4 separate regions of the Homo sapiens genome follow, and all the other regions are linked to region 1. The links are chromatin loops, found by intact Hi-C in ENCODE. Cell type or tissue: HCT116. All regions are shown on one strand. Region 1 overlaps TACC3 (transforming acidic coiled-coil containing protein 3). Region 2 overlaps POLN (DNA polymerase nu). Region 3 overlaps NSD2 (nuclear receptor binding SET domain protein 2). Region 4 overlaps NSD2 (nuclear receptor binding SET domain protein 2).

Region 1 (8,000 bases):
CAATAGAGACCTTGAAACTAGAAAAGAATCCCCTTCGGGAGACCGAGACGGGTGGATCACTTGAGGTCAGGAGTTCGAGACCAGCCTGGGTTACATGATGAAACTCCGTCTCCTAAAAATACAAAAATTAGCTGGGCAGGGTGGCATTTGCCTGTAGTCCCAGCTACTCAGGAGGCTGAGGTAGGAGAATCACTTGAACCCAGGAAGTAGAGGTTGCAGTGAGCCAAGATCGTGCCACTGCACTCCAGCCTGGGCGACAGAGTGAGACTCCATCTCAAAAAAAAAAAATACAAAAATTAGTTAGGCATGGTGGTGTGCACCTATAGTCCCAGCTACTCAGGAAACTGAGACAGAAAATCATTTGAACCTGGGAGACAGAGGTTGCAGTGAGCCGATATGGCACCATTGCACTCCAGCCTGGGCGACAGAGCGAGACTCTCTCAGAAAACAAAAAATACAGAAAAACTAGGCCGGCTTATGCCTGTAATCCCAGCACTTTGGGAGGCCAAGGCGGGAGGATCATGAGGTCAGGAGTTCAAGACCATTCTGGCCAACATGGTGAAACCCTTTCTGTACTAAAAATACAAAAATTAGCTGGGCATGGTGGCAGGCACCTGTAGTCCCAGCTACTTGGGAGGCTGAGGCAGGAGAATCAATCAGGAGGTGGAGGTTGCAATGAGCCAAGATCGCGCCATCACACTATGGCCTGGCGATAGAGCGAGACTCCGTCTCAAAAAAAAAAAAAAAAAAGCCTGGGCACAGTGGCTCACGCCTGTAATCCCAGCACTTTGGGAGGCCGAGGCGGGTGGATCACGAGATCAGGAGTTTGAGACCAGCCTGACCAACATGGTGAAACCCTGTCTCTTCTAAAGATACAAAAATTAGCCGGGCATGGTGGCACGCACCTGTAGTCCCAGCTACTTGTGAGGCTGAGGCAGGAGAATCGCTTGAATCCGGGAGGCGGAGGTTGCAGTGAGCCGAGATCATGCCACTTCACTCCAGCCTGAGTGACAGAGTGAGTCTCCGTCTAAAAAAAAAAAACAGAAACTAGAAAAGAACCAAATGGAAATTTCTAACAGGTACACAGTTAACAACATTAACAATTCAAAGGGTACAGGTCAGATGAGGGAAGCAGAGGCTGAGTTGGGAACCAGTGTGTGGACGGCAGCCCCCAGAGCCAGAGGGAGAGACGCCGCTGTGGCGGGAGGCTTGACCTGTGCACACGTGAGAGCTTCCGGATGCCGCCTCCCGGACAGACGCTGTTGGGAATTTTCCACAGCAGAGAAACACAGTGCTGTGGGTTTAAGGGAGGCGTGACCTCCGCAGGACATCAGGGGCTGCATGCTGGGTAGGGGCTCAGGGAGAGGCTGCAGTGCTGAGGGTGCTTCTGGGATACAGGGCTGCGACAGAGGAGTGAGGATGGCTGGGCTGTGAGGCCGCTGGGGGCACTGCAGGAAGAAGGCAGGTAGGCTGAGCCTTCCCAAGCAGAGGCCACTCGGGGACCCAGGAACCCCTCAGTTAGGGCTTCTCAGTCACTGAGCGGAAGGTGCCCCCAGAGGGGGCAGCAGCCTGTGAGGAGCAGGCGTGTCTGGGTAACCATGTGGCTCCTGCTGGCCTCCCCTGCCTGTCCCCAAAGCACAGGGCTCAGCTCCAGAGGGAGACGGGCTGGGCTGTCAGTGGTCCCAGGTGCATCCCACTTTCCAGCAGCACTTGGTGCCAGCAGAGGCTGCAGGTGTGGCAGGAGGGGGCCCAGCCGTGAGGGCACCAGGTTCAGGCCCGGCATCTCAGGGTGGAGAGCCAGGGCTGTCCTGAACCTCCAGAGGGGGTGAGCTGGGAACTTGTGTGAAGGGGCTTTTTCCAAAAGGAAAACGGGAGCTACTGGCTCACGGCTGATGCCCCAGACAGCCTCGAGGATCTGCAGGTCCCCAGACACCAAGCCTGGGTGCTCTCCAGCAGACGGCGTGGTACCCACAGCTAATGCCTGCCCCTTCCTAGAACGAAGAGTCACTGAAGAAGTGCGTGGAGGATTACCTGGCAAGGATCACCCAGGAGGGCCAGAGGTACCAAGCCCTGAAGGCCCACGCGGAGGAGAAGCTGCAGCTGTGAGTGCTGGGCGAGGCCCCACCCTGGAGGGAGAATCTGAGCACCTGGGCCCCAGCTCAGCCTCTGCCCCGCCCCTACCCCTCCAGGGCAAACGAGGAGATCGCCCAGGTCCGGAGCAAGGCCCAGGCGGAAGCGTTGGCCCTCCAGGCCAGCCTGAGGAAGGAGCAGATGCGCATCCAGTCGCTGGAGAAGACAGTGGAGCAGAAGGTGGGTGCGGGAAGCCCAGCTCAAGGGGCCGTCTGGCAGCACCTTCTAGAAGGCCCTTGGGCCTGCTGCTCCCTCCAAGCAGGGAGAAGCCCCGCAACTCATCTTCCTCCTCCAGACTAAAGAGAACGAGGAGCTGACCAGGATCTGCGACGACCTCATCTCCAAGATGGAGAAGATCTGACCTCCACGGAGCCGCTGTCCCCGCCCCCCTGCTCCCGTCTGTCTGTCCTGTCTGATTCTCTTAGGTGTCATGTTCTTTTTTCTGTCTTGTCTTCAACTTTTTTAAAAACTAGATTGCTTTGAAAACATGACTCAATAAAAGTTTCCTTTCAATTTAAACACTGAAGCCGCTCTGGTCTTGATGAAGCAAAGGTTTCCCAGCTCTAGCCTGAGGCTGAGCCGACCCGCAGGTGCCCTCCCTTCCCCTCAGAGCTGGCCACTTGGTCCCTGCCTACCCCAGGCTCAGGCCACCCTGCCGAGGGGCAGGGACAGCCAGTGGATAGAGGAGGCTCAGGCCTGCCCAGTCTGCCCCGGCCACCTCGGGTTGGCTACATGGTCCTGGCCTCAGGTACACACATCAAAGTCCAAATGGACTCGTTTTTTTGTTTGTTTTTTTGTTTTTTGTTTTTTTTGAGACAGTCTCTCACCCACGCTGGAGTGCAGTGGCGTGAACTCGGCTCACTGTAAGCTCCGCCTCCCAGGTTCACGCCATTCTCCTGCTTCAGCCTCCCGAGTAGCTGGAACTACAGGCGCCCGCCACCACGCCCGGCTAATTTTTTGTATTTTTAGTAGAGACGGGGAAGTTTTCATATAAAACAAAAACTGTGAACAGCCAGGCATGCATGCCGGTGGCTCTGATTCTGGTGCCGACCTGGCGAGCCTGCAGCCCCAGCTAATTGAGCGCTCACCTGGGTGTGGGTGTGGAGGGAGGCCCCCTGCAGGTGCAGCTGCTCAGCTCCTGTCGTCCTCGTCCTTGGGGGCGTGGAGACTTCAGAGCAAAACAGGCTTCCCTGAGGAAGTTCTGTCTCCACACGGCAGGGCTTCCTCCCCGACCCTAACCCCATCTCCAGCAGTCCCGTCCTGCGGATCTCAAACTCAGACAGGCACACTGGAACCCAAGGCAGTTCCAGGAGCCCTTCTGGTCAGGCAGAGGCTTGGCCCAGCTGGGGCATCCCGGGAACCTGGGTACCGAGCTGAGAGATGCTGGTCACTGGGTTCAGCCATGGCACCTAGGACCCCAGCACCAGCCAGAGGGCCAGGGCCTCCTGAGGGGCCAGGCAAGACCAAGGGTTGACGCTGTAACCTGTTTCCAGGGGTCGGTGCTGCTGCTGTGCCCAGATCACGCCGTCCAGAAAAGCCGTTTTCTCCCATCAGTGAAGAGTGGGGCTCCCCACATAGGGAGGGACCCAGGCCGAGATCTGGCCGCAGTCACCTGGCCCCAGTAGTGTCTGAGCCTGGGGGTTGCAGTCCCAGGACCTGCTTCCAAGGCTCTGCGAGTCTGCCCCTTGGCCTGGTGAGCAGCACTGCAGTACTGACCTCGGGTGGGCGCAACAACACCCCCAGCCGCCGCCAGGGGTCGCTTGCCGCCATGGGCCATGCAGGGACCGGACCAGGTGGGTGACACCCTGAAGGGGCGGGGCACGGGTGCCAAGAAGCCGCATGGACCGCCAGGGAGGCTGAGGGGCGGGCAGGGGCTTCAGCCTGGGTGGCCAGTGGGGTGTCCCCAAGGGCATGAGGGTGCATTTGTTCTTAGCACGTTTGGAGGAGGGGGCCTGGCACAGGGATGGACGGCCACAGCGGGCCATGGCCAGTCACGGCTGGGGCAGGGACTGGGCCAGCCTCAGGGGGGCCTGGGGGCCACTCCCTCCCCCTCCACAGCCCACCTGTGCTCCTGCGGCACCTCCTGACTGGCTTCCCAGGACCATCGCGCCCCTCCCTCCCGTGGGCAGCAACCCCCATCTCAGCCCCGAGCCTGGGTAACAATAGGGTGTAATCCCTGGCTGAGGGGCCTCTGAGAGCCTTCCGTGGCCCACTTCACAGACGAGAAACCGAGGCCCACAGACCAGTGGCCATTGGCCGGGGGAGACGGGCCAAGCACAGGGTGTGGGCCCCCTCTCCTGCTTGGGGTTGAGGATATGGGGGAGAAGAAGGGCCCTCGAGCCTCCAGAGCTCACCAGCTGCCCTATGGGCAGCACGGCCCGCCTCGGCCTCCCCGCTGCCCACAGGCATGTCCGGCCGCAGGACTCCCACCTCTCTTTGCCGGGTCAGCTCTGCTCTGACAAGGTCTCAGGACACAAGGCGGCTGCCAGGTCCTCCTCCTCACTCAGCCCTGCCGGTCTGGCCTTCTGGCTCCTCTGACAGCTGCCCAGGGCCCTGTCCCCTGCTGGGGCCTCTCTGAGCCAAGCCGGGAGCCTGCCCGGAGAAGGCCGTGCAGGGCGGCTGAACGTGTCAGGGCACCTGGCCGGGCCTGGGGCCGCGCCGAGGACACCGGCCACCAGGCAGCGTCCTGGGCCGGGAGCCTCTCTCCCAGGACAAAGGGGCCTTGTGTGGCTGAATGGGTGTTTATCCTGGAGCCTGAGTTAACTCAGGGCTGCGAGGCCGGGCGGGGGCCCTGGCACTGGCCTGCCTGGTAAACATGACCTGAGCTGGGCACGCAGCCGTGGCCTGGACTTCCGCAGCCCCGGACCCCCTGCACATCCACGCAGTCGCCTTGTGGGGGGCTCAAGGAAACAGGAGCTGTCCTGGGGGCTGCCTCCGTGGGAGTCCTCATACACAGTCATGGAGGCAGCGCTCGGCTCTGCCCTTCCCACAGCTCAGGGCAGGGCTCAGAAACACCCCCCCGACGTGCCCCATTGGAAGGAGGGGTGAGGGTTAGACGAGGTCGTGAGGGTGAGGCCCTGGTCTGCTGGGATTAGTGTCCTTGCGGGAAGGCAGCAGGCCGGGAGAGCACTTTGGAGGAACTGACCCGCCAGCACCCTGATGGCGGACTTGGCGCCTCCAGAACCCAGAGAAACACGTGTCTGTGGTGCAAGCCATCTGGTCCCAGGCAGGATGAGACCCCGCCGTCCGAGGGGCTGTCCAGCCTGGTGCCCACCCACTGCCCAGCTCCCCCTGCAGCCAATATCCAAATCCCGAGGGGAGTGCAGGGCTCAGCCCACATGGAGAAGCTAGGTCTGTGGGGCACCCCCACCCCTCTAAGGCCACCTAGGAGTGGAACCTGCAGCTGCCTCCCTGGGCTGGTCAAGACCCTTTCAACAGGGCCGGTGGGGCTGCCCCTCCAAGCTCACTCCCATGCCCCCATGCTCTCTCCAGGGGCCGCCAGCCACCAGGCTGGATGGAAGAGGGGGTGGGGGCGAGGGAGATAGGCCAGGACAAGCTGACCACAGCCCGAGCGTTCCCTGCCAGGCACCCCTCTGCAGCCCCCACCCTGCCCTACCCAGCCTGAGCCCCGGGAGAGAGTTCACCCAGCCTGCAGGCAGACCCAGATCACCCTCCCATGGACTCAGGAGCTGTCCCCAGCCCAGGCTGAACCCCAGACCCCTTTCGGTCCCCAAGGTCCATGCCAGTGAGGGTCGCTGCAAGCCCACGTGGTTGCCGGAGGTCCCTCCTCCAGCCCATCACTCCACTTTCTGGGAAGGACCCCCGGAGGCCTGGGGACTAAGCCCCGGCGCCGCGCCGGACTGCCCTGGTGGGCTGAGCGCACATCCCTTGTCTCTCTTAGGGAGCTCTGTGAGGGGCAGGACCGGGCCAGCAGCCGCTCAGGAAGCTGGAGCACGTGAGGGAAAAGCCCTGTCCCCACAGGGCTGAGGCTGGACGAGGTCCAAGGAGGGGCTTCTGCCCGAGCCCAGGCCTTCCTTGGGGTGTGCTCCAGTAGCAGGTGCGCGTGCCACCTGTGCCGTGGGTTGGAGGGGTGGAACGTGTACGTCCTGGCTGCCCCCGAGCTCTGGGGACCCCGAACTCCTGGGGCTTCTGCCTGAGCCTTTGGACCCCAACAGCCTGCAGGGGGCGCCATTGGGCCACCGGAGCCCCTTCTGCAGACCCGGCGCGACCGCACTCCTGCCAGGCTGTTCCTACCGCCTGGCCACAGGCCTCCAGGAGGGGCCCCCACCCTGGGGCGACGAGGAGCCACCTGGGCCCGCACCAGGCCTCCCCACAGGGCCTCCCCACCTGCCCCCTCCCCACTGCTCTCCCTCCCCACCGCTCTCCCTCCCCACCGCACCCCCTCCCCACCACGCCCCCTCCCCACCGTGCCCCCTCCCCACCCAACGTGCCCCCTCCCCATCACGCCCCCTCCCCACCTGTCCCCCCACCACGACCCCTCCCCACCTGTTCCCTCCCCCTGCCCCCTCCCCACCACGAACCCTCCCCACCTGTCCCCTCCTCACCTGTCCCCTCCCCACCTCCCCCCTCCCCACTGCGCCCCCTCCCCAATGCACCCCCTCCCCAACACGCCCCCTCCCCACTGCCCCCCCTCCCCAAGGCACCCCCTCCCCAACACGCCCCCTCCCCACTGTGCCCCCTCCCCACCATGCCCCCTCCCCATCTGCCCCCTCCTCACCTGCCTCCTCAGCATAGCCCCCCCCACCTCCCCCTTCCCCACTATGCCCCCTCCTCACCACCCCCTCCCCACCAGCCCCTCACTGCGACTTTGCCTCCCCTCTGTTCCCTGGACCCTGCACACTCACCAGACCCCTGGAGGTTTGTGGAGGGCAGGGCTGGGGACTGGGAGGTTTCAGGCCATGCAGGGCTGGAGGCAGCACACCAGGCACCCTCGCTAGCTGAGGGTCTGGCCTAGCCTGATAGGGGGACTGCAGGACAGGGGGGCCCTGGCAAGGCCCAATCCCTCCCTCCCTACCCAACCCTGCCCAGCTGGGTTCTGGGAACACACCCTGTAACTGGGTGGCTGGGGATATGGCGCTCTACAGCCTGAACCACCAGTGGTACTCACTGGGTCCTCCAACTCTGCAATTCTGCAGGCATGGACCAGACTCCAAGAAACAGCCCCTCGAACGCGTCTGCCCCAGCCCGGTTCCAAACACCAGGCTGAGGCTGCACAGTTTGCAAGTGTGTCAAATGAATGAAGGAACAACTGTGCAGGCTCCAGGAACCCCCACCCCACGGTCCCCGCCCCCAGTCCCCGCCTCCCTTCCACTCAGGCCCCTCCCTCCAGGCCAGCAGGGGTGAGGTGAGGGCTTAGAGCCCCTGCAGACATCAGGGTGGGCGGGGCCCCTGCCCTGTGTCTCCTCTGTCCCTCGATGTCCATTCGCACCCGTCTCCCCAAACCCCACTGACACGGACGGCCCCACCTGGCTGAGCTCACAGGAGCTCTGGGGCCCACTCTGCAGAGAGAGGAGGGGGCGGGGGGATGCACTTATGTTTGCTTCTGAGGGACAGTGGGCAGAGGAGGGCTGTTTGTGAGTGAGACACTCAGGCCCCGGGCCTCTGGACCCTCAAAGAAAGGGTTCCTGTGTGGGCTGGGGGCTGCCTCTGCTGATAAGTGGTGGCCCGGCCACTTGGTGTCCAAAGGCCCCATGTCCGTCCACACTTAGAGACTGGGGATGTGGGAGGCTGTTCCGGCAGAGCCACGGTGTGGACACCATCCCAAGGGGGCGTCTGCAGGGGCGCACCTGTATGGGCAGAGCCGGGGCTGCTCTGAGCCCAAGGGGTTCCCAGAGGGAGTTCCTTCCCAG
Region 2 (8,000 bases), 440 kb after region 1:
AAGAAACTAAAAAGACAAGTCACAGATTGGGAGAAAGTATTTGCAAATTGTATATCTGACAATAAACTCATATTAGAATATATAAATAATTCTTACAAATAAACAATAAAAAGACAATGCAATTTTAAAATGGGCAAAATATTTGAACAGACATTTCCCCAAAAAAAGATATAAAAGTGGCCAATAAGCACATGAGAAGATGTCCAATATCATTAGGCATCAGTATAATACAAACCAAAACCATAAGGATGTAACACTTCACATCCACTTGGATGACTAAAATAAAGATACACAAGAACACGTATTGGGCAAGGATGTGGGGAAGTTACAGTGCTATATACAGTGCTGGTTAAAATGGTGCAGCCTTGTTGGAAACAAGTTTGGCAGTTCCTCAGAATGTTAAATACAGAGTACCACATGACCCAGCAATTCTACTTCTTCTAGATATACACGCAAGCAAGTTGAAAATATGTCCACGCAAAGACCTTTACACCAAAGTTCATAGAAGCATTAATCATAACAGCTAAAAGTGAAAACAACTCAAATGTTCATCAACTGATGAATGAACAAAATATGAATATTATTCAGCCATAAAAAGGAATAAAGTACTGATACATGCCACAACTTGAATGAACCTTTAAAACACTAGGTTAAAAACCAACAACAACAAAAAGCTACATCAGGCTAAATGAAATAAGCTAGTGACAAAAGGTTGCATATTGTGCAATTCTATTCATGTTAAATATTCAGAATACACAACTCCAGAGACAAAAAACCACAGATTAGTGCTTGCCAGAGTCTGAGAAAGGGGGGATGGGGAGTGGCTGCTAAGGAGTACAGGGTTTTTTTTTGGGGTGACAAAAATGTTCTGATATTATGTAGTGGTGATAGATGCACAATTCTGTGATTACTTGAAAAACCCCTGAATTGTACAGTTAAAGAGTGAATTTTATGGTATGAAATTATATCTTAATAAAACCGCTATTTTTTAAAGCTATACCAGAAAGCTATTTACAAGGTGTTCTTTTTTTCTTTTTTTTTTTGAGACAGAGTCTTGCGAGATCTCTGCTCACTGCAATCTCTGCCTGCCAGGTTCAGGTGATTCTTCTGCCTCAGCCTCCTGAGTAGCTGGAACTACAGGCGCACGCCATCATGCCCGGCTAATTTTCATATTTTTAGTAGAGATGGAGTTTCACCATGTTGGCCAGGCTGGTCTTGAACTCCTGACCTCAGGTGATCCACTCGTCTCCGCCTCCCAAAGTGCTGGGATTACAGACGTGAGCCACCGTGCCCAGCCAAAGTTTTTTTTTTTTTTTTAAGGGTACATACATATCTTGCAAAATTGACCCAAAACAGCCAACACCAAGACACAGTCTAGTAAAACACTAGACTTTAAAAAAAAAAAGGAAAACAAAACAAACAAAAACCTTTGGACATTCAGACAAAAAGACCAAGTCACTAATTAGGGAAAGAGAATCAGATTTTCACCACACTTTCTGAAAGCACCACTTTATGCCAAAAAACAATAGTATAGCATATTTTAGAAATACAAAGAAAGATGTAAACCAGTGATCTTATATACAGCCAAACTGACCTCCAAGTACAAAGGATTCTTCAGTATGTTTTAAAGGAGATCAATAAGGTTAAGTAAAAACCCTGTCATCCTGAACATGAATTAGAAATATCAGTATGAACTCACAGTATATTTTATCTTAAAAAAAAATACAAACATCTTAGCCTGGTAACAAAAGTCAACCTAATAGTGAGGTACATATCCAGTGACCAGATTCTGGTCTCTAAATGCCATTTTCACTAATGTAACAGGGCTCCTTGAAGAAATGGCTAATTTCAGGTCTAGAGCAGGAAATGCACAAGATGACCTGGAAACATCCTACCATACCACAAATCAAAGAAGATGCCCAGATTACTAGGTTTGTATGACAAAGGCTCACCTAACTCATCAAAGATCATGTGCAATGTGTCAAAACATATCAAATATATTTAAATCCATATGCTCATAATGATACTAAAATGAAAAAGGCTTTTTTTGATCACCTTTTGGTGATTCTATGAAACAATTCATTATTTTGAAAACGGGTAAATAAAGGAAAATAATCAAATTTTATCTTGGCTTTTCTATATGAAGTGTACTTAGGGTAACCAAATAGATGATAAAAGGGGATTTCTCTTTATGTAAGTGTTATAGCTAATAAATGAAGAAAGCATAATAGATCTTAAATATCACCATGTTGCAATTAAGGAACCTAGACAATGACAAGCAGTAGCTTCTAACATCACAAAAAAAGATAAACATCCAAACATTATATACCTCCTGACAAACGTATACAACACTTATGTAGTCTTTCTCTCCCAAATCTAACCTGAATCTGATCAGGCATCTGGATCTAATTGCCAATTTACAGGAAATAGAAGAGAGATAACATATTAAATGAGAAGAAAGAGATGTGCTCAGTAAAATCCAGACTGTGAGAAATTCTACAGGACAAACAATCTGGTTTCTTGAACACCAAAACAACTGCAAGAGTGTAAGACAGAGGAAGGGAGAACATATAGATGAAAAGAGGCTTAACAAATACAAGCACACCTGGCTGGGCGCGGTGGCCCATGCCTGTAATCCCAGCACTTTGGGAGGCCGAGGCAGGCAGATTACTTGAGGTCAGGAGTTCGAGACCAGCCTGGCCAACATGGTGAAACCCCTCTCTACCAAAAATATAAAAAATTAGCCAGGCATGGTGGCACGTGCCTGTAATCCCAGCTACTCAAGAGGCTGAGTCAGGAGAATTGCTTGAACCCAGGAGGCAGAGGTTGCAGTGAGCCAAGATTGCACCATTGCACTCTAGCCTGAGTGACAGAGCGAGACTCCATCTCAAAAACAAACAAATAAACAAAAAGAAATACAAGTTACGGGCTTTGGGCCCCAGTTAAAACAAACTGTAAAAAAACAAAACAAATAAACAAAAACAGTTATAGAACAACTAGGGAAGTGCAAACACTGACTAGACAGCTAATAATAAAAAGAGATTATTGGTAATAGAGTGATGTTACCAAAATGGTAGAACACAAGAAAGCCGGCTTCACTCTCCTTCACAGAAAAAGCAAAAACCAATATACAGCACCAAGATTATCACCAGCAATATCCCAGAACCCAAATATAAGGATGACACAGTTTCCAAGGCCACACAGAAGTGAAAAAACTCCATGCAGACAGTAAGAGAATCAGACTTTATGTCCCTTCCCCAATCTGCCAGTCACCAAACATGTAGAAAAACTTCTCCCAATTCAGTTACTAAACTGAAAAAAGTGAGACTGAGGTGGACAATCAACTTTCCCATCATCTTGGGCCCCCTGGCAGGAGACCCGTCCCTGCCACAATCCACAGGAAGCATCATGAGTGTCTGAAGGGAGAAATATCCCTGAGGACAGCCAGAAATGGGCAGTGGTAGAGACTAGCAGACACTCGGCTCTGTACCATAGACAGAGGAGACACCAAATCAGAAAGGCTGGTCAGTAGGACCATGTTGTAGGAGGTACATCCTACAGGTCCCCTGGGCATGAACTCCCGGCTAGCCTTCCCATACTGCGAGGTATTCCCTTAGGGACTTTCCTCATCAGGGATGGGGAGCGCTCTGAAGTTTGCTAGAGCCGAGGCACACCTGGGCTTAAGGTGCCACCTAGTGCTGAAAAGGAAGCAAGGACCTAGCAAAAACAAAAAGATATTTAACAGGTATATTGACCAAAAATCTCTGAGCAAACATACCTAATAAAAAACCAAAACAAACCAGACAGAGAAGATTGGAACAAAAAAACGAATCCTTCAATGCAAAGAAATAGACGTACATTCACAAGAAATAATAGCAAGTGGGGAACCATGACATTCTCAAACCAGACAAAGCAAGGAGCCAGTGACTGACCTTAACAGGATGGCGACAGTGAAGCTCTTTGATCAAGAATTCAAAATTGCAGTTTTAAGGAAACTCAGTGATCTCTAAAATAACACAGAAAAACCCAGAAATTAATCAGAAAAATTTAACAGAGGTTGACTTAATTTAAAAAATCAAACAGAAATCCTGGAACTGAGAAATATATTTGCTGAACTGAAAAATTCAATAGAGGCTCTCAACAGCAGAATGGATCAAGCAGAGAAAACAATCAGTGGGTCTGAAGATAGACTACTGGAAAAGACACAGAGGAGTAAAAAGAAAAGAGAGAAGAGAAAAGAAGGACACCTATAAGATATAGAAAATTGCCTCAAAAGAGCAAATCTAAGAATTAGTGGTGTTCAAGATGAAGCAGAGCAAGAGCAAGGAATAGAAAGCTTATTCAAAAAATAATAACAGAAAACTTCCCAAATTTTTTGTTTGTTTGTTTTGTTTGTTTGTTTGTTTAGATGGAGTCTTGCTCTGTTGCTCAGGCGGAAGTGCAATGGTTTGATCTTGGCTCATTGCAACCTCTGCCTCTTGGGTTAAAGTGATTCTCCTGTCTCAGCCTCCCGAGTATCTGGGATTACAGGTATGTGCCACCATGCCCGGCTCACTTTTGAATTTTTAGTAGAGACAGGGTTTCACCATGTTGGCCAGGCTGGTCTCGAACTCCTGACCTCAAGTGATCCACCCGCCTCAGTCTCCCAAAGTGCTGGGATTACAGGCATGAGCCACTGCGCCTGGCCCAAATCTTGAGAAAGATATAAATATCCAGGTAGAGGAAGGCCAGAGATCAAACAGATTAAACCCAAATAAAACTACCCTATAATCACCCAAATATAACTACCCTATATTACACTACACATATAATAAACAAGCCCCCAAAGGTCAAGGACAAAGAAAGGACCCCAAAAACAGCAAGAGAAAAGAACAAATAACATATAAAGGAGCTCCAATTCATCTGGCAACAGGTTTCTCAACAGAAGGAGGGAGTGGGATAACCTATTCAAAGTGCTGAAAGAAAAGACAACTGCCAGGCTTGGTGGCTGACACCTGTAATCCCAACACTTTGGGAGCCCAAGGCAGGAGGATTGCTTCAGGCTAGGAGTTCAACAGCAGCCAGGACAACATAGTGAGACCCCTGTCTCTACAAAATAAAAATAAAAAAATTATCTGGGTGTGGTAGAACACACCTATAGTCCCGACTACTTGGAAGGCTGATGCAGGAGGATCACTTCAGCCCAGGAATTTGAGGTTACAGTGAGCTATGATCACACCACTGCATTCCAGCCTGGGTGACAGAGTGAGACCCCATCTCCCTGCCAACCCCTCCCCAATAAAAAGGAAAACAAAACAAAAGACAACTGTCACCCAAGAATTCTGTGCCCAGCAAAGCTATCCTTCACACGTGAAAAAGAGATAAAGCCCCAGACAAACAAAAACTGAGGAAATTCATCACCACCAGACCCATCTTCCAAGATATGCTAAAAGGAGTTCTTCAATCTGAAAGAAAAAAACACGGGCCGGGCGCAGTGGCTCACGCCTGTAATCCCAGCACTTTGGGAGGCCGAGGTGGGCAGATCACGAGGTCAGGAGATCAAGACCATCCTGGCTAACACAGTGAAACCCCATCTCTACTAAAAATACAAAAAAATTAGCCGGGCCTGGTGGCGGGCGCCTGTAGTCCCAGCTACTCGGGAGGCTGAGGCAGGAGAATGGCGTGAACCTGGGAGGCGGAGCTTGCAGTGAGCCGAGATTGCGCCACTGCACTCCAGCCTGGGCAACAGAAGGAGACTCCATCTCAAAAAAAACAAAAAACAAAAAAACAAAACAAAACAAAAAAAAACCACGAACATACAAAAAGAAAACATTTGAAGGATTGAAACCCACTGGTAAAAGTAAATACACAGACAAACTCAGCATACTCTAACACTGAAATTGTGGTATGCAATCCACCATAACTCCAGTGTGAAGATTAAAAGATAAATCTATAAAAAACAGTAATAGCTATGGTAACGTGTTAAGAGATGGGCCATATAAAAACACATAAATCGAGGCAACAAAAAGTCAAAATGTGTGTAGGGGGTGGAATTAAAGTGTAAAGATTTTTTAGTTTTTCCTTTATTTGTTTGTTTCTATTCTTTTCTTTGTAAATAAAGATAAGTTGTCATCTGTTTAAAACAACTTGTTATAACTATAAGATTTTTTTTGTAAGGCTCCTTTTTATTTTTAGTGTATTTATTACTGGTTTTTGTAACCACAAAGCAAAAACCTATAATAAATACACACACACACAAAAAGCTACAAATTAAAAGATACTACCAGAGAAAATCACTTAACCACAAGTAACAAAATGGTAGTAATAAGTCCTCACCTACCAATAACATTGAATGTAAATGGACTAAATTCTTCAATTAAAAGACATAGAATAGCTGAATGGATAAGGAAATAAGACACAACTATTTCCTGCTTACTAGAAACCCACTTTACTTATACAGACTTACATAGAATAAAAGTGAGGAAATGCAAGAATTAATATTGTTAAAATATCAATGTTACCGGCCAGGCACAGTGGCTCACGCCTGTAATCCCAGCACTTTGGGAGGCTGAGGTGGGTGGATCACGAGGTCAGGAGAACGAGACCATCCTGGCTAACATGGTGAAACCCCGTCTCTACCAAAAATACAAAAAATTAGCCAGGCATGGTGGCGGGCGCCTGTAGTCCCAGCTACTTGGGAGGCTGAGGCAGGAGAATGGCGTGAACCCAGGAGGCAGAGCTTGCAGTAAGCCAAGATTGTGCCACTGCACTCCAGCCTGGGCGACAGAGAGAGACTCCATCTCAAACAAAAAAAAAAGAAAAAAAATCAATGTTACATGAAGCAATCAAAGAGTCAATGCAATCTCTATCAAAATACCAACCAATGACATTCTTCACAGAAATAGGACAAAAAGGCCAGGCGCGGTGGCTCACGCCTGTAATCCCAGCACTTTAGGAGACCAAGGCGGGTGGATCACGAGGTCAGGAGATCAAGACCATCCTGGCCAACATGGTGAAACCCCGTCTCTACTAAAAATACAAAAATTAGGTGTGGTGGCGAGTGCCTATAGTCCCAGCTACTTCAGAGTCTGAGGCACAAGAATCACTTGAACCCAGGAGGTAGAGGTTGCAGTGAGCTGAGATCACGCCACTGCAATCCAGCCTGGCAACAGAGCAAGACTCCATCTCAAAAAAAAAAAAAAAAAAAGAAATAGGACAAAAATGCCTAAAATCTGTATGGAACCAAACACCCTGAATAGCCAAAGCAATCATGAGCAAAAACAACAAAGCTGGAGGAATCACCCACACTACCTGACTTCAAATTATACTACAAAGCTATAGTAACCAAGACAGCATGGTACTGACATAAAACCGACACGCAGACCAATGGAACAGAATAGAGACCCCAGAAATAAATCAACACATTTACAGCCAATTCATTTTTGACAGGCTCCAAGAATATATATTGGGGAAAAGTGCTGGGAAAATCACATGCAGAAGAATGAAACTAGACTCCTATCTCTCACCATATACAAAAATCAAATCAAAATGGATTAAGGACTTAAATCTAAGACCTGAAACTATGAAACATCTGGAAGAAAACATTGGGAAAATGCTCCAGTGCATTTGTCTGGGCAATGATTTTTTTTTTTTTACTACAACTTCAAAAGTATAGGCAACAAAAGCAAAAACAGACAAATGAAATTACATCAAGCAAAAGCTGTACAGCAAAGGAAACAATAGAGTGAACAGACAACTCACAGAATGGAAGAAAATATTTGCAAACTATCCATCTGATAGTGGATTAACAACCAGGATATAAAAGGAACTCAAACAGCTCAATAGGGGGAAAACATGATTTAAAAATAGGCAAATGATTTGAATAGACATTTCTGAAAAGAAGATATACAAAAGGCCAACAAGAATATTTAAAAATGTTCAACATCACTAATCATAAGAAAAATGCAAGGAAAATCACAATGAGATATCATCTCACCCCAATTTAAAACGACTTTCATCAA
Region 3 (8,000 bases), 160 kb after region 1:
ACACAAGCAGCTCTTACTGATTTCCTTTTTAGTGTCTGGGGATATTTACTTATTTATATGATGCCATGTTTAGCTGTTAGCCTCTCATGCCTGTGAAACTGAAGTAGTCTTTTGAAAGTCTCCTTGTTCTTCCTATTAGGGCTTATTACTTTTAATTTCTTTTTTTGGGGATGGAGGCTCGCTCCATCACCCAAACTGGAGTGCAGTGGCGCAGTCTTAGCTCACTGCAACCTGTACCTTCTGGGCTCAGGTGATCCTTCCATCTCAGCCTCCTGAGTAGCTGGGACTACAGGTGCGTGCCACCACACCTGGCTAATTTTTGTGTTTTTTTTGTAGAGATGGGGTTTCACCATGTTGCCCAGTTGGTCTCAAACTCCTGGGCCCCAGTGATCCGCTTGCCTCGGCCTCCCAAAGTGCTGGGATTACAGAAATGAGCCACAGTGCCGCAGCCCAACTTATATATCATTGCATCTTTTCCCTGCCTTGGAGTTAAGTAATTCCTGTAGTCTGCAACAGCTTCTCTGACATTCAGATATACTGCCATTTTTACTTCTCTCTCTCTCTCTTTTTTTTTTTTTTTTTTTTTTTTGAGACACAGTTTCACTCTGTCTCCCAGGCTAGAGTGCACTGGCGCGATCTCAGCTCACTGCAACCTCTGCTTCCTGGGTTCAAGGAATTCTTGTGTCTCAGCTTCCTGAGTAGCTGGGATTATAGGTGTGTGCCACTATGCCTGGCTAATTTTTGTATTTTTAGTAGAGATGGGGTTTCACCATATTGGCCAGGCTGGTCTCAAACCTCTGACCTCAAGTGATCTGCCCACCTCGGCCTCCCAAAGTGCTGGGATTACAGGCGTGAGCCACCGTGCCCGGCCTCATCTCTCTTTCTTTGCTTGACTCCGGGACCTTGCACTGTGGCTAAGTGCTTTCACTCTTGTGCTTATGGCACCGTTGTGTTACTCTCTGCGGTTGAGGCTGGGACTCAGGAATCAGCCTGCCAGGGTCTAGTTAGCTGGCTGATCTTGATAATGAACTTAATCTCGCTAAGCTTCAGTTTCCCTGTATATGAAAATGAGGAAGATGATACCATCACCTTCATGGAAAGGTCTTAATGCAGTGACCACCGGATGCTCGTATTAGCAATTGTCATTATCCTCACTTTTACTTTTAAAACCTGAGTTTTTATTGTTTCAACTCCCATTCCCCTGGTTTCTTCTATAGCTGCTTCCTGAAAACCTTCATGTTTGACCAGTTATTAACCCTGCAGCCACCTAGTGTTTGGTTAATTTTAATACTTTTGTATCTGTTTTTAAGTGTTTTCATGTCCTCAGGTATTCCCTCAGTTTTCAAAACATAATGCCAAATGGGTATACTTGGATTCTAGCTTTTTTTGTGTATGTGTGAAATATTTGATCTATTTTTTTAATCTATTTTAAAAACTTTCAAGTCAAAGTAAAACAGCACAGCAGACACCTATCCCCTCATCTAGATTCTCCACCTTGAAACATCTTGTTCTACCTGTTGAATCTCTTTTTTTTTTTTTTTTTTTTTTTGTGACACAGTCTCACTCTGTTGCCAGGCTGGAGTGCAGTGGCACGATTTTGGCAACCTCTGCCTCCTGGGTTCAAGCAATTCTCCTGCCTCAGTCTCCCAAGTAGGTGGGACTACAGGTGCACGCCACCACACCCAGCTAATTTTTGTATTTTTAGTACAAATGGGGTTTCACCATGTTGGCCAGGATGATCTTGATCTCTTGACCTTGTGATCCACCCACCTTGGCCTCCCAATGGGATTACAGGCATGAGTCACTGTGCCTAGCCTCCATCTCTTTTGTTGCATGATGGCTGGTAGCTTTCGTGGCACTGTTACCCCCAAATACGTCAGAACAAGGACAGTTTCCTTATTGACTCAGCACCAGCCGCATTTCGGGAAACATCACATCAGTAACAAGATCTGTTGCTGTGCTAAGAGCAGGTGTAGGGCGTGTCCCCAGCAGGCCCCTACCTGTCTTTTTCTGTACTTCAGGGTTGAGATGCATACTCGGCATCTGGTGGTTGTGCCTCTTTAGCTTCTGCTAGTCTAGAACAGCACTCCCAATCCCCAATTCCTCATGACTGCTTTAGCTTTCTCATGATCAGACCTAGGTCAGAAAGGCCAGGTTGGATCTCACAGTTGGAACCTTGAAAGGTAGCTTTGGCCCTTTACTAAAGATCTGTGTACAGAAGAAGGGAGTGTCCTGCACCAGCATAGGCTGGGCAGTGGCCTGCCTCACCTCAGCAGTCGGCTTCTCTAGGAATTATTGTGGGATGTAGAGTAGGAGGCACAAGCAAACCTACTTCAGAAGACTGATAATATACTTTTTTGTGTGTGTGAAGGCATTAGAGTATAAAAGATACTGTACATTTGAAAAGCAGTTCAGAAGGAGTCAAGCCTGGGTAGATAACCCTCCAACTGAAAGGAGATTCAGATAATCTTAAAAGAAAAGGGGTCAAAGGAAGTGAGCAGAACAAAGAGAAGTGAGGGAAGGACAGAGTGCTAGTCAGACCACATCAGGAGGAGCTTATGTGTCAGCTGACCCACCCCTGGTAGGCGATGACCACCAGAGCTCTCTGTGGAAAGGCACAGGTCCCCATTGTCACTAATGAGGGACCTGTGGGCTGTGCTTGTAGTCTGTCCCAACAGTGTAGCTTTTGTTGTTGTTGTTTTGAGATAGGGTCTTGGCTCTGTTGCTCTGTCCAGGCTAGAGTACAGTGGCACAATCATAGCTCACTCCAGGCTCAAACTCCTGGGCTCAGGTCATCTTCTTCCTGCCTTGGCCTCCCAAATTGTTGGGATTACAAGTGTGAGCCACCATACCTGTCCCCAGCAGCCACGGCTTTAGCAGTCCTTGATGATTCATCATGGACTTGTTAAATGGTAACTGGCTATTATTGCACTTTCTACATTTTAGTTGTCATTTTTCTATGAAAATGAGCTCCTCCCTAAAAAAAAAAGAGTTATATATTTTAGTTCTTATTTTCTTAAATCCTCACATTGTCCCAAATTTGACCAGTGGGAGTTCTATTAAGTTCCTTTAAGTTGTATGCCTTTGACATGTCCCCGTCAGCCCTTGAGCACCTCTTTACGTTCTGGTACAACAAGATGTTCCAGGCTCATCTTGTACTGTTTTTCCCACCACCCCCCCCAACCCTAGCATCAGCCGTTTCTCAGAGAAGGCCTAGGTTCTTTGAGTACAGAATAGTATGTAGGAGCCCAGGTCTGGTCGCTGGTTGTGTTCATTGCTCTGGGAGACAGAGTTTGCAAGGGAAACTCTGTGCAGTAGGTCTCCAAGCAGTGCTGAGCCCTTGCTCCAAGTGGAGCTCTTGGGTCCATTTTTGATTCTCCAACACTTGGCCTGCAGCACCCCATGATGAGAATGAGACAGTGAGTGGTGAGTGTCGTTGTTTTGGAAGGACAGGGATGTGAAGAAGAGATAGCTCCTGCCGTGGAGTGGGCTGAGCATGGGTCCTGTGAAGCCAGTACTTTTATATTTTTCTATCCTCTATTCCTATCCTTTTTTTTTTTCTTTTCCTGGAGATGGAGTCTTGCTCACTCGTCCAGGCTGGAGTACAGTGGTATGATCTCGGCTCACTGCAACCTCCATTTCCCAGGTTCAAGCGATTCTCCTGTCTCAGCCTCCCGAGTAGCTGGGATTACAGGTGCACACCACTATGCCCAGCTAATTTTTGTATTTTTAGTAGAGCTGGGGTTTCACCATGTTGGCCAGGCTGGTCTCAACCTCCTGACCTTGTGATCCGCCCAACTCGGCCTCCCAAAGTGCTGTGATTACAGGCGTGAGTCACCGCGCCCGGCACCCGTTAAAAAAAAAAAAAATTATTTATCATGCTTGGGATTTATGGACCAGTTTGAATCCGTGTATCTTAGTAATATACTTAAATTTTGAAAACTGAGGTATAATATACATGCAAAAGTGAACATAACTCATAAGCTACAGCTCAATCTAGATTCTTTTGGAAATCAAAATTTCCTTTGGAAATCTTAAGTTAATGAAAGTCTTAATAGCATTGTTGTAATTTACAGCAGCAGAACCTGTGTTAGCTAGTATCTACCAGGGCACCTAGGTGGACTAGCAGCTTTTAGGCTCAACCTTTTTTTTTTTCGAGACAGTCTTTCTCTGTCACCCAGGCTGGAGTGCAGTGTCACAATCTCGGCTCACTGCAACCTCTGTCTCCCAGGTTCAAGTGATTCTCCTGCCGCAGCCTCCCGAGTAGCTGGCACTACAGGCATGTGTCACCACACCCGACTAATTTTGTATTTTTGCTAGAGATGGGGTTTCACCATATTGGCCAGGCTGGTCAAGGCTCAACCTTTTAAGTTGGAAACAGAAGATAACTATATGTTTTAGATATTACACTCACTGGTCTCTTTAGGTAACTGTGGTCTGGAATCAAGTAATTTTCTGTTGTGGAGATTTTTGTTGTCACCTTTTCTGTGTTATGGAAGGGAATGTTAGGAATTAACCCTCCTTGCTTTATATAGGAAAAAAAATGCTTCTGGCATTTTCTAAAAATATTGCAGGTAATCTGGCTTTCTCGTGTCTTGTGCTGTTTGATGGTATTATCTTCCTACTGATTTGTTTCTTGCTTGTTCTATTACTTGCTGAGAGATGTGTTAAAATCTCCCATGGGATTGTGGATTTGCTGTTTTTCTACTTGTAGTTCTGGCAGTTTCTGCTTTACCTATTTTGGGGCTCTGGTGCCCTCCAGAGACTGAACTGGGAAACTCAGGCATGGTCATGCTTGTCCTTTGTTTCCCAGGGAGCTCTGTGGTCTCATGTCGTTGTGACTTTGCTCCTGTGCTCCATTCTTGGCTTCCGCAGACACCTGGCCTTGTCTGCATCTTTATGGCTTCTCTTCCCTCCCTGGAGCTTTATCTCTGAGGCAGCCTTGTCTCTTGGTGGGGTTCATTTTGCATGCATGGAACTTAACAGGCTCCACAAAATCTGGAGAGAAACTCTGGCTTAGTTGAGCCCAGAGAGTCACAAACTACCTGTAGTCTAATGGGCTGTGATGGGGAAAAAAGGAACACAGTACAAAATTAGGTACCAGGACTGTTAGTAGAAGCCAGGTTCTCTTCGAAGGGGATGTAGGTGGGGAGGTCAGTGACTTGCATTTTTATACAGATGGTGATTAATGAACATCAGAAATTGCATAGGAAGAGGGCCAGGTGCAGTGGCTCATGCCTATAATCCCAGCACTTTGGGAGGCCAAGGCAGGTGGGTGACTTGAGGTCAGGAGTTCGAGACCAGCCTGGCCAACGTGATGAAACCCTGTTTCTGCTAACAGTACAAAAATTAGCTGGGTGTGGTCCCAGGCGCCTGTAATCCCAGCTCCTGGGAAGGCTGAGGCATGAGAATCGCTTGAGCCCAGGAGACAGAGGTTGCAGTGACCCGAGATCGCAGTACTGCACTCCAGCCTGGGCGACAGAGCGAGACGCCATCTCAAAAAAAAAAAAAAAAAAAAGAAAAAAAAAAAGAAAGAAAGAAATTGCATAGGAAGGGAGGATTACTAATAACATAGTACTGGGACAACTGGTTAATTATTGGTAAAATAAAAACAGTGAGATATTCACCTCTCAACTTGGACCAAAGGATAGTTCCTATGGATTAAAGAAACCCATAAAAATAGTAGAAAATTCGGTTATGTTATCCGGTTTCTAGATGGGAAAGAACTTCAGAATGTTACACTCATTTATTTTACAAACTTGGGATCAGATTACAATAATCTCTTCTGCTTTTTTTCCCACCTGACATGTAAGGAGCATTTATCTGTGTCATTATTTATAAACATGGTTTAATTTTATATTGTGTGTGCTGTTACAGGTTTTCTTTATTATAAAAATGCTATAACATACCTGTATTCATTTTCATTACTAAGAAAAGTTCTTACAAAGTTTTAAAGTAATGGAAGAAGTCACAAATCCCTTGACATATCCTTGAATCTTAGGTATTTTCAAATCAAAGAAGTTTGAACACTTAAAAACAAGTCAAATTGTACTGAAAGATTAATAGTGAAAAATCATCCCCTGCCTTCCTCTCTCCTCCCCAGAGGTAATTATTTTTATCTCTTTCATCATTTTCTTCTACTTCTAATACTTTGATTTCTCATGTAGACATTTTCTGTTAACTTTCTATCATGGAAAATGAAGATTGAACTCTTCAGCCATTTTCTATTTCTTTCCCCCCATTCTCCCCATATAATTAAGTCACTATTTGTAATAAATGAAAAATAAGTGTTTACATAATTTTGACTATGTAAATATCATTCAGTGAAAAACCAAGTTATGTTCTGTAATTGCATTTTCTTGTAAAACCTTTTGTTTCCCTTGGAATTAATTACTGCCTTTCTTTTGAAATCATACACTATGTTGTCCATACAGCCTTAATTTTTTTCAAGTATTCATCTCCTCATCCTTAAAACTCATCCTTATTATGAAGTTAGTTTCTCCTATTTATATATTTATATAGTTATTTTTTCTCCTTAAAAAAAAATGAAAACCTGGGTTTGAGTCCCATCTTCCCTTTCTGCTTCTTGGAACTCATCTTTTAACCCTCCTTCCTTACTACTTAGATTTTCTTTCTTTGTAAAAAAGTTGTTTTCTCTCATCTTTTCTTCCCTTGGAGCTCTCTCCTAGAATCTTCCTTTTTCCTGCTTGATTCTGGTTTGCTAGCACTCTTAACCTTTTGCACTGCAGTAAGCTTAGACTTTCTTTAAGCTGCTTTCCCTAGTTATTTACATTGTTTTCTGTAGTTCTATGTGGGCAGCAAGCCACCCAGGTGCCAAGGCAAGAGACTGAAGGCACAGGCTGTTCCAGTATAATAAAGAAAATACTTAAAATAAGAATAGTTATATTAGACATAGAATATAGACATGATTATATATGAATATTATTAATCATTAGTTTGTAGCATTACTCTTTATTCAAATATTATAACAATCTCTGTTCTACAATTATAACCTAGGAAAAACCAGGTCATACAGAGATAGGAGCTGAAGGGACACGGTGAGAAGTGACCAGAAGACGAGTGTGAGCCCTCTGTCACGCCCAGACAGGGCCACTAGAGGGCTCCTTGGACTAGCGGTAACGCCAGTGCCTGGGAAGGCACCTGTTACTTAGCCGACCTTGGTCTAGCGGTAGCGCCAGTGCCTGAGAAGGCACCCGTTACTTTGCAAACCAGGAAAGGGAGTCTCCCTTTCCGTGGGGGAGTTAGAGAAGACTCTGCTCCACCACCTCTTGTGGAAGGCCTGACATCAGTCAAGCCCACCCGCAGCCATCCAGAGGCCTAACCGTCTCCCTGTGATGCTGTGCTTCAGCGGTCACGCTCCTGGTCCACTTTCATGTTCCGCCCTGTACATCTGGCTCCGCCTTCTAGATAGCAATAGCAGAATTGGTGAGAATATTAAAGTCTTTGATCTCTCTGAGAAATGCATAGAAGAAATAATGTAAGCTGTCCCCTCTCTCTCTCTGCCTCGGCTACCAAACAGGGAAGGGCCCCCTGTCTGGTGGACACATGACTCGCTTGACCTTACCTATCATTGGAGATGACTCACACTCCTTACCCTGCCCCCTTGCCTTGTATACAATAAATAACAGCGCAGCCAGACATTCAGGGCCACTACCAGTCTCCGCATCTTGGTGGTAGTGGTGTCCCCTGTGCCCAGCTGTCTTTTCTTCAATCTCTTTGTCTTGTGTCTTTATTTCTACCATCTCTCGTCTCCACACACGAGGAGAAAAACCCACAGGCCCTGTAGGGCTGATCCCTACAGTTCTATGCTGTGTTCTTTCTTGGTTAAGTTTTCTTTTTTCCTGGAGGCTATTTTTGGTATCTTAAGACAGTTTGTATGGGAAGTAAATTTGAGTCCTTGCAGTTCAGAGTATGCTACTTTTGTTTTTGTGAGGTGGAGTCTTGCTTTGTCGCCCAGGCTAGAGTTCAGTGGCGGGATC
Region 4 (8,000 bases), 150 kb after region 1:
CAATGTTATAATCCCAACACCTAAAATCAGTGTCTTGCTCATAGTAGGCACTTTATATTTGAAAGAATGAAACATTCATGAATGTTATGTCTTAATTTATCTTACATGGTTTTCATCTCTTTATCAGCCCTTTTCCTTGCTGATTCTCTCAGATTTATCTTCTAATCTATTATATTTTTAGCTGTGCCTGGTCTGCTATATTCAACTCAACTGAGTTTTTAATTTCAATACCAATACTTTTTTTTTTCCAAGTCTGCAAATCATGAAAACAGTAATTTCCTGTTCTCCTGTAGAAGACCTTCCATACTGTCCCATGCCTGGCTCCTGGAGGATCTCTCACTGCTGGTGGGAGGCTGTGTTTACCTCAGGGGCATCTCTCAGTGGCTCTCCCGGGGAGAGGGGGGCTCCCCATGAGCAGTTCTCAGGTTTCCCTGCAGGTCCTACCAGTGTCACTCATTCTAGACCTGTTTTGACATTTTTTGGTCTCCGGATTTAGCCTTCTTAGGCGGAGGCTTGGGGTTCACATTTCTCAAGGGTGGCTCTGTCACCCCAGTGGCCTCTGGTGGGTGTTTGCTGAGGGCCCAGCCCTGGGCTGGCTGGTAGAGGGGCTCAGGTGATGATGACAGCACTGTGACCACAGACACTCACCTGGTGATGAGGAAGTCCTCTGCCTGGTGGTGGCTTCTTTTCCTCCTTACTGTTTGAAAGTACCTGCAAGGTGGGTCCTCTGTCCTCAGGACATGGAGTGAGGATGAGTGGTAGAGGCTCTTGGCCGGGGTCCCACAGTGTAGTAAGTGGCAGAGCTGGGATTCTAGTCCAGACAGCAGCTCCACACTTGGTGCTCCTAATCACGGCAGCCAGCTGCTCGCCATGACTCCTCTCCTTCGGGCTCTGTGCAGGCAGCCCAGTCAGGCCCAAGCCCCTGTCCTGCACCTCCCTTCTGTATTCCGGCTGCCAAGCCCCAGCACCTAAACCCTGGGGTCCTGCCATGGGCAGCCTGCAGCCTATGAGGCTCCAGACTGCTGTTCCCTTTTCATTTCTAGACCTGGAGATTCTCTCTATTGCTTTGCATTAGGCAGTGTAGCTAGACAAGGTCTTGCTGAGTCTGGCGTGCAATAGTGTGGTCACAGCTCACTGCAGTGTCAACCTCCTGAGCCCAAGCCATCCTCACACCTCAGCCTCCCGGGTAGCTGGGACTGTAGATGTGCGCCAGTGTGCCTGGCTAATTTTATTTTTTGTAGAGACAGGGTCTCACTATGCTGCCCAGGCTCATCTCAAACTGCTGGGTTCAAGCAATCCTCCCTCTTTGGCCTCCCAAAGTGCTAGGATTACAAGTAGTGAACCACTGTGCCCGGCCTCCCTCCCTCCCTCCCTTCCTTCCCGAACTCTTCCATTCCTCTCCTTCCTTCCTTTCCTTCCTTCCCTTCTCTCTTTCTCTTTCTTTCTTTCCTTCTTTCTTCTCTTTTTTTTCTTTTCTTTTCTTTCTTTCTCTCTCATTCTTTCTTTCTTTCTTTTCCTTTCTTCTCTTCTCTTTTCTTTTCTTTCTCCTTGCCTTCCCCAACATAAGAAAGATAGTTAAACCCGGGTATGGTGGCTCACATCTGTAATCCCAGCACTTTGAAAGGCCAAGGCGGGTGGATCGCTTGAGCCCAGGAGTTGGAGACCAGCCTCGGCAACATGGTGAGACTTTGTACAAAAACACAAAAATTAGCTGGGCATGGTGGCAAGTGCCTTGTAGTCCTCACAGCTGCTCAGGAGGCTGAGGCAGGAAGATCACTTGAGCCTGGGAGGCAGAGGTTGCAGTGAGCCATGATCATACCACTGCACTCCAGCCTGGGTGACAGAGTGAGACTCTGTCTCAAAGGAAAAAAAAAAAAGGAAAGTGGTTTGGGCTGGGTGCAGTGTCTCATGCCTGTAATCCCAGTACTTTGGGATGTTGAGATGGGAAGATCCCTTGAGCCCAGGAGTTTGAGATCAGCCTGGACAATATAGTGAGATCCATCTCTACAAAAAAAGGGTTAAAAAGTTAGCTGAGCATGGTGGGGTGCACCTATAGTCCCAGCTACTCGGGAGGCTGAGATGGGAGGATTGCTTGAGCCCTGAAGGATAGAGGTTGCAGTGAGCTGAAATTGTGCCATTGCCCTGCACTCCAGCTTCGGTGGTAGTGAGACCCTGTCTCAAGGGAAAAAAAAAATTGTTTGGCAGGGTACAGGGGCTCCTGCTTGTAATGCCAGCACTTTGGGAAGGATTCCTTGAAGCCAGGACTTAGAGACTAGCCTGGTCAACAAGACAAGATCCCGTCTCTACAAAAAATTTTATTTTTATTTTTATTGATATATTTTTGAGACAGAGTCTCACTCAGGCTGGAGTGCAGTGGCGTGGTCTTTGCTTATTGCAGCCTCCACCTCCTGGGTTCAAGCGATTCTCCTGCCTCAGCCTCCCAAGTAGCTGGGATTACAGGTGTGTGCCACCAAGCCTGGCTAATTTTTGTATTTTTAGTAGAGTTGTGGTTTCACCATGTTGGCCAGGCTGGCCTCGAACTCCAGACCACAAGTGATCCACCTGACTCAGCCTCCTAAAGTGCTGGGATTGCAGGCATGAGCCACCTCACCCAGCTGCTGAACTTCTTGAATCTGTACATTTGTGTCTTATTAAATTGGGGAACTTTTGGAGGACCACTGTTTTCTCCAAATATTTTTGCCTTTTTTTTTCCCTCCTCCTTCTGGGTGGAACTCCAGACCCTTTAATATTGTTCCACAGATCTGTGAGGCTCTGCTTCCTTTTTTTCCCCCTTCTTTTTACAGTCTTGCTCTGTAATCCAGGTTGGAGTGCAGTAGTGCAATCATAGCTCACTGCAGCCTTGACCTCTTGGACTCAAGCGATCCTCCTGCCTCAGCCTCCTGAGTAGCAGGGACTACAGGTGCACATCACCACGACTGGCTAATTTTTGTATTTTTTGTTGAGATGGGCTCTCACTGTCTTGCCCAAGCTGGTCTTGAATTCCTGGACTTGAGTGATCCTCCTGCCTCGGCCTCCCAAAGCCTGACCACATTCCCCTTAAAAATGGTTTCGTGGCCAGGTGCGGTGGCTCACGCCTGTAATCCCAGCACTTTGGGAGGCCAAGGCGGGCGGATCACGAAGTCAGGAGATCGAGACCATCCTGGGTAACACGGTGAAACCCCGTCTCTACTAAAAATACAAAAAATTAGCCGGGCGTGGTGGTGGGCGCCTGTAGTCCCAGCTACTCAGGAGGGTGAGGCAGGAGAATTGAACCCGGGAGGTGGAGGTTGCAGTGAGCTGAGATCGCACCACTGCAGTCCAACCTGGGTGACAGAGCGAGACTCCGTCTAAAAAAAAAAAAACAAAAAACAAAAAACACACTTTTTTTTTTTTTTTTGTCCAGCAGCTGGAATCTCTTTTCAGTTATTTCATAAACTAGGCTGCTTGGAATCAGCCTGGAATTTGGGCAGAGTTTATAGGCAGAATTTGGGACTCCCCTCTGAGACTCTCTCCTTGAGATTTCCCCCCTCATTTTATAGTTGTTACAGTTGCTTCAAACTCTCCTCAGTCACACATTTCAAAATGGAGTTCACCCAGTGCTGTTCCCTTTCTTTCAACAGTTGGTTCCGTCCATTTTCTCTCTGCTTTTGGTTGCTCTCAGTTCCTTCAGGAGGTGGTTTTTTATGTTTTGTCCAGGGTTATAGTTTTTACCTTGGGACAGTTGGTATGATATGAGCTGGAAGAGGAACTGACTTTGATCTACCTTTTTAAGAAATTGTGCGGGTCAGACAGAACACATTTGTATGTGTTTTGGTGTTAAAGAGTTGTCCAGAGCACATGAAGCTGAACTGGGACTTCAACATTTTTTCAAGGTTTTACATTTGCTCTTTTTTTCCTGTCTCCTTCCTCAGCTGTCTGCTTTTCTGTGGAGACTGCGGGTTGCAGACACCAGCAGCCCCCTATTGCTGCACGTCAGGTGTCCTCCACCTCAGTACTGTGGACATCTCGGGCCGCATAGCCCTGTTGCGCGGGCATCCTGTGCGTTGCAGGAGATGCAGCAGCATCCATGACCGCAACCCATCAGAGGTCAGGGTCCGCCCCCTAGTGGTGGTAATAAAAAATGCTTCCAGATGAGGTTAAGTGTCCCTGGGGAACAAAATCCTCCCCATTTGAGAACCGCTGTTCTAGTCCACGGGCATCTCTGGTCCTTACTGTACTCAGATTTTCCCTAGTGTCTGATGCTATTGATTTCTGGCTTCTCAGAGGGCTGTTGTTGGAGCTTGTGATGGTGTACTCCTGAGAGATGCCTTCCCAGCTGGGGCGGGTGCCTACCTGTTTCTTATTCCTAGCTGTGTTTTGGGGCTCTGGCCCCTTCACTAGATGTCTCAGATTAGGGACTGTAGCTTTGCAGGGAAGACCCCACACCAGCATGCTGCAGCGAGTTACCTTCCTAAACTGCCCCTTCTGCACGTGGGCCTCACTGGCCAGTGTGGTGCACTGGCAAAGTAACCTGTGTTGTGGCTCAGCAGTGTTGTTCTCAAGTAGTTAATCTTCAGGTAGTAGCTAAAAAATGTGACCTTACTGCTGTGTTCTTTCTTGTTTAATTTAGGCCTGAACACGGAGGGGATTAGTGGACTGAGATAAGAATACTGGGTTGAGCATAGCCAGACCTGACTGGGATTGCTTTCACCCTTGGAGACTCTTGGCTTTTTGCTTCTTATTTTCATCAACCTGGAGCTAATCCTGTGCTTGGAGTTGGAATATCTGGTTTTAGACTTTGCTGACCAGGTCATCTTGGGCACATTCTGAGCCTCTGCCTGATACCTCAGCTGTAACAGGAGGGATTGGGATGAGCTCTTTTCCTGTTAGTGTTGATTTTGCTTTTATGCTATTCCCTGTTGTCCTTTTGCATAGGCCTGGCATTATGCCAGCTGCCTCACACATATTAGCTCTTTTAAGTATATGTTGGTGGACAGGTGGAAATCTGTGTTTCAGGGATGATTGGCAAGTTAAGTTATGTGTCCATGGCCACACTGTAGATTATTAGTGGTATGACTGGAGTGTGCTGTCTTGACTGACTTTCATGTTCTTCCTTTAAAAAATGATTCCTTTTTCTTTCAGCTTTATCATTTTGTGATTCCGTGTAATTTTTGTGATACTAAAACTGCCTTCTGTGACCTGAATTATTATAAAAACATCATAAATTGCTTACAAAGAAAATCAGACCCCACAAAGCTGTAGAGGTCCTGGCATACCTATCCTAGGTTTTAAATGTAATTGCTTTTTCTTTCTTTTTTCTTTTTTTTAATACCATAGTGTTCTAAGAACGGAAGCATCTGGGCTGGATGGAATTTAGCATCAAGCAGAGTCCCCTTTCTGTTCAGAGTGTTGTAAAGTGCATAAAGATGAAGCAGGCACCAGAAATCCTCGGCAGTGCCAACGGGAAGACTCCGAGCTGCGAGGTGAACCGCGAGTGTTCTGTGTTCCTCAGCAAAGCCCAGCTCTCCAGTAGCCTGCAGGAGGGGGTCATGCAGAAGTTTAACGGCCACGACGCCCTGCCCTTTATTCCAGCCGACAAGCTGAAAGATCTTACTTCCCGGGTGTTTAATGGAGAACCCGGCGCACACGATGCCAAACTGCGTTTTGAGTCCCAGGAAATGAAAGGGATTGGGACACCCCCTAACACTACCCCTATCAAAAATGGCTCTCCAGAAATTAAGCTGAAAATCACCAAAACATACATGAATGGGAAGCCTCTCTTTGAATCTTCCATTTGTGGTGACAGTGCTGCTGATGTGTCTCAGTCAGAAGAAAATGGACAAAAACCAGAAAACAAGGCGAGAAGGAACAGGAAGAGGAGCATAAAATATGACTCCTTGCTGGAGCAGGGCCTTGTCGAAGCAGCTCTTGTGTCTAAGATCTCAAGTCCTTCAGATAAAAAGGTATTTAGGAGACGTTGTGTAAGGGGTCATGTGACCTTGAGCAGTGAGCATGGCCACCCTATGAGGGCACCTGCACGAGTACTGGGGCGGGCGGAGAAGGTGAGGACAGGCCTGGTACTTCCAGCCACTTGCCTGAGCCCTGGCTTTGGGTTGGAGGGTGGGCTCCAGGATGCCCTGGCACTGCCTCCTCAGTTCTCAGCTGGCTGCTGAGCCAGTTGAGAGGTCTAGAGAGGTGAGCTAAGTGTTCAAGATTCAAATGGCTAAAAAGAGGCAAAGCTTGTTTCTTAACGTGGTTCTGCCAGTTTCAGAGCCCTTGCTTGACAACGTCAGGCTACACTCTTTTCATGGATCTCATCTCCAAGGTGTTCTTTAGCCTGATGTGGTCAGTGGAGACAGGCTGGGCTCTAGAGTGTGACTTCTTAAGTCTGCACCATCTGATGAGTGGGAAGCAGAGCTGTGCAGAGGTGCTCCCGCTGTCCTTACCCTGTGGTCCAGTGTCCACTTACTGTCTCCTCAGCCAGGTGGTCCAGCAGATGGCCTGCCTCCCTGAGGCCTAGGGATGTGTCTTTTGCCTCCTGTTCTTGGTTCCCAGTGCAGAGCCCAGCACACTGAACACAAGCGAATGAGTGTTTCCTTATCCTAACTTGCGATGGAAAGGTGTGGTGGTGCTGCTCCATTCTGCCTGGTGATGGTGTCTCCACGCCTTCACGTGGCACTCGGGATGGCCCTGACACTCGGATGAGTATAAGCCATAGGAAACAACCAAGGGGCCATGGCTTTGGCAGAAGGAAGGAACTCTTGATGGGGCAGCAGTCTCTGTTCATCTGGTGGTCTATAGGGTGTTGCTTTTTAGTTGTAACTCCTTGAAATTGTTAAAATAATGAAGAGCTTTGAGGGTTAAAAAAACGTTTTTTGATTACTCAGGAGCTGTTTAGTTCTCGCTCATGTAATGGCAGTGGTGAAGTTTTTAAATTTTATTTATTTATTTATTTATTTTGAGATGGTCTCTGTTGTCCAGGCTAGAGGGCAGTGGTGTGATCATGGCTCACAACAGCCTTGACCTCCCAGGCTTAGGTGATCCTCCTACCTCACCCTCCTGAGTAGTTGGACCACAGGTGTGCACCACTATATGCCCAGTTAATTTTTTATTTTTTGTAGGACAGGGTCTTGCTGTGTTGCCCAGGCTGGTCTCAAACCCCTGGGCTCAAACGATCCTCCCACCTCTGCCTCCTGAAGTGCTCGAGTTACAGGTATGAGCTACCATGCCCAGCCTACAAAGATTTTTTGAAGTGCCCACAGCAGTATTGAACCTCATGCTTTTGCTTGGGAAGAGGCCTGTGCAAGTTGTCAGAGTCCTAGCTGTTTTGTTTTGAGACAGGGTCTTGGTATGTTGCACAGGCTGTTCACGAACTCCTGACCTCAAACGATGTTCCTGCATCAGAGCTGGCTTTTTCTTTCTCCTCCAACTGAAAAACAAACCAAACAAAAAAATCTGGCTTTTATTCCTAGCCATGTCCCTTGGTTTTGTTAAAACTTGAGTAACTCAACCTGAATTTTGACTCTTCCTCTGGAGAGTGGGGTCAATAAATGTAAACCTGGGTTGCTGTGCAGTAATCTGGTAGCTGTTCTGAAAGTATGTCAGGCCTGATGGGGTGGCTCACATCTGTAATCCCAGCACTTTGGGAGGCTGAGGCAGGAAGATTGCTTGAGCCCAGGAGTTCAAGACTAGCCTGGGCAACATAGCGAGACCCGGTCTCTATAAAAAATAAAATTAGCTGGGCGTGGTGGCACTGCCTGTGGTCCCAGCTACTAGGGAGGCTGAGATGGGAGGATCAAAAAAACATGAAAATGTGTCATGTGGCAGCTCATGCCAGGCTTCACCAGCATGCTTATGGCAAGGTTTTGGGCCGGCCTCTTCAGCTTACAGGTGAGAAAACTGAGGCCTGAGGCAGTGGAACAATTTACTCATGTGTATAGTGCTCTTGAGCAAGGCTAGAGATTCACCCTTGGAGGGTTGGGGCCATGCTGGCTGTGCTTATTTCCACTGGAGAGCAGAAC

Evidence for each region. A loop is a pair of places that touch in the nucleus more often than their neighbours do. Peaks named below come from ENCODE experiments on the same cell type or tissue, not always from the same donor. Only the 100,000 strongest peaks of a DNase experiment are listed, where the experiment ranks them.
Region 2: a loop joins it to region 1, with 10 times the contacts of the local background. A loop is called at or near these places in 14 of 110 quality-filtered maps.
Region 3: it touches region 1 in a loop (10-fold over the local background); 25 of 110 quality-filtered maps call a loop at or near these places.
Region 4: it touches region 1 in a loop (10-fold over the local background); 95 of 110 quality-filtered maps call a loop at or near these places.

What each region holds. Positions count from the first base shown.
Region 1 is chr4:1,742,523-1,750,522 of GRCh38, forward strand. TACC3 (transforming acidic coiled-coil containing protein 3) reads left to right here. Exons shown (of 16, transcript NM_006342.3): 14 at 1,996-2,102; 15 at 2,190-2,310; 16 at 2,426-2,649. The coding sequence ends at 2,491. Among named protein-coding and RNA genes, the nearest start is that of TACC3, 25 kb to the left of the region's middle. RefSeq lists a silencer at 6,300-6,499. In HCT116, CTCF peaks have their summits at 3,880 (motif pointing right) and 6,272 (motif pointing right); DNase peaks (open chromatin) are centred at 3,889 and 6,349; H3K27ac peaks cover 273 bases.
Region 2 is chr4:2,182,857-2,190,856 of GRCh38, forward strand. All of the region lies in intron 7 of POLN (DNA polymerase nu), which reads right to left. Among named protein-coding and RNA genes, the nearest start is that of HAUS3, 55 kb to the right of the region's middle. RefSeq lists a silencer at 3,575-3,747. In HCT116, a CTCF peak has its summit at 3,701 (motif pointing left); a DNase peak (open chromatin) is centred at 3,665.
Region 3 is chr4:1,906,090-1,914,089 of GRCh38, forward strand. The region is part of intron 3 of NSD2 (nuclear receptor binding SET domain protein 2); the gene reads left to right. Among named protein-coding and RNA genes, the nearest start is that of NSD2, 39 kb to the left of the region's middle. In HCT116, CTCF peaks have their summits at 4,757, 7,128 (motif pointing right) and 7,330; a DNase peak (open chromatin) is centred at 4,780; H3K27ac peaks cover 1,150 bases.
Region 4 is chr4:1,895,310-1,903,309 of GRCh38, forward strand. It overlaps NSD2 (nuclear receptor binding SET domain protein 2), which reads left to right. Exons shown (of 22, transcript NM_001042424.3): 2 at 5,317-5,942. The coding sequence starts at 5,346. Among named protein-coding and RNA genes, the nearest start is that of NSD2, 28 kb to the left of the region's middle. RefSeq lists an enhancer at 3,801-3,940. In HCT116, a CTCF peak has its summit at 4,110 (motif pointing left); a DNase peak (open chromatin) is centred at 4,072.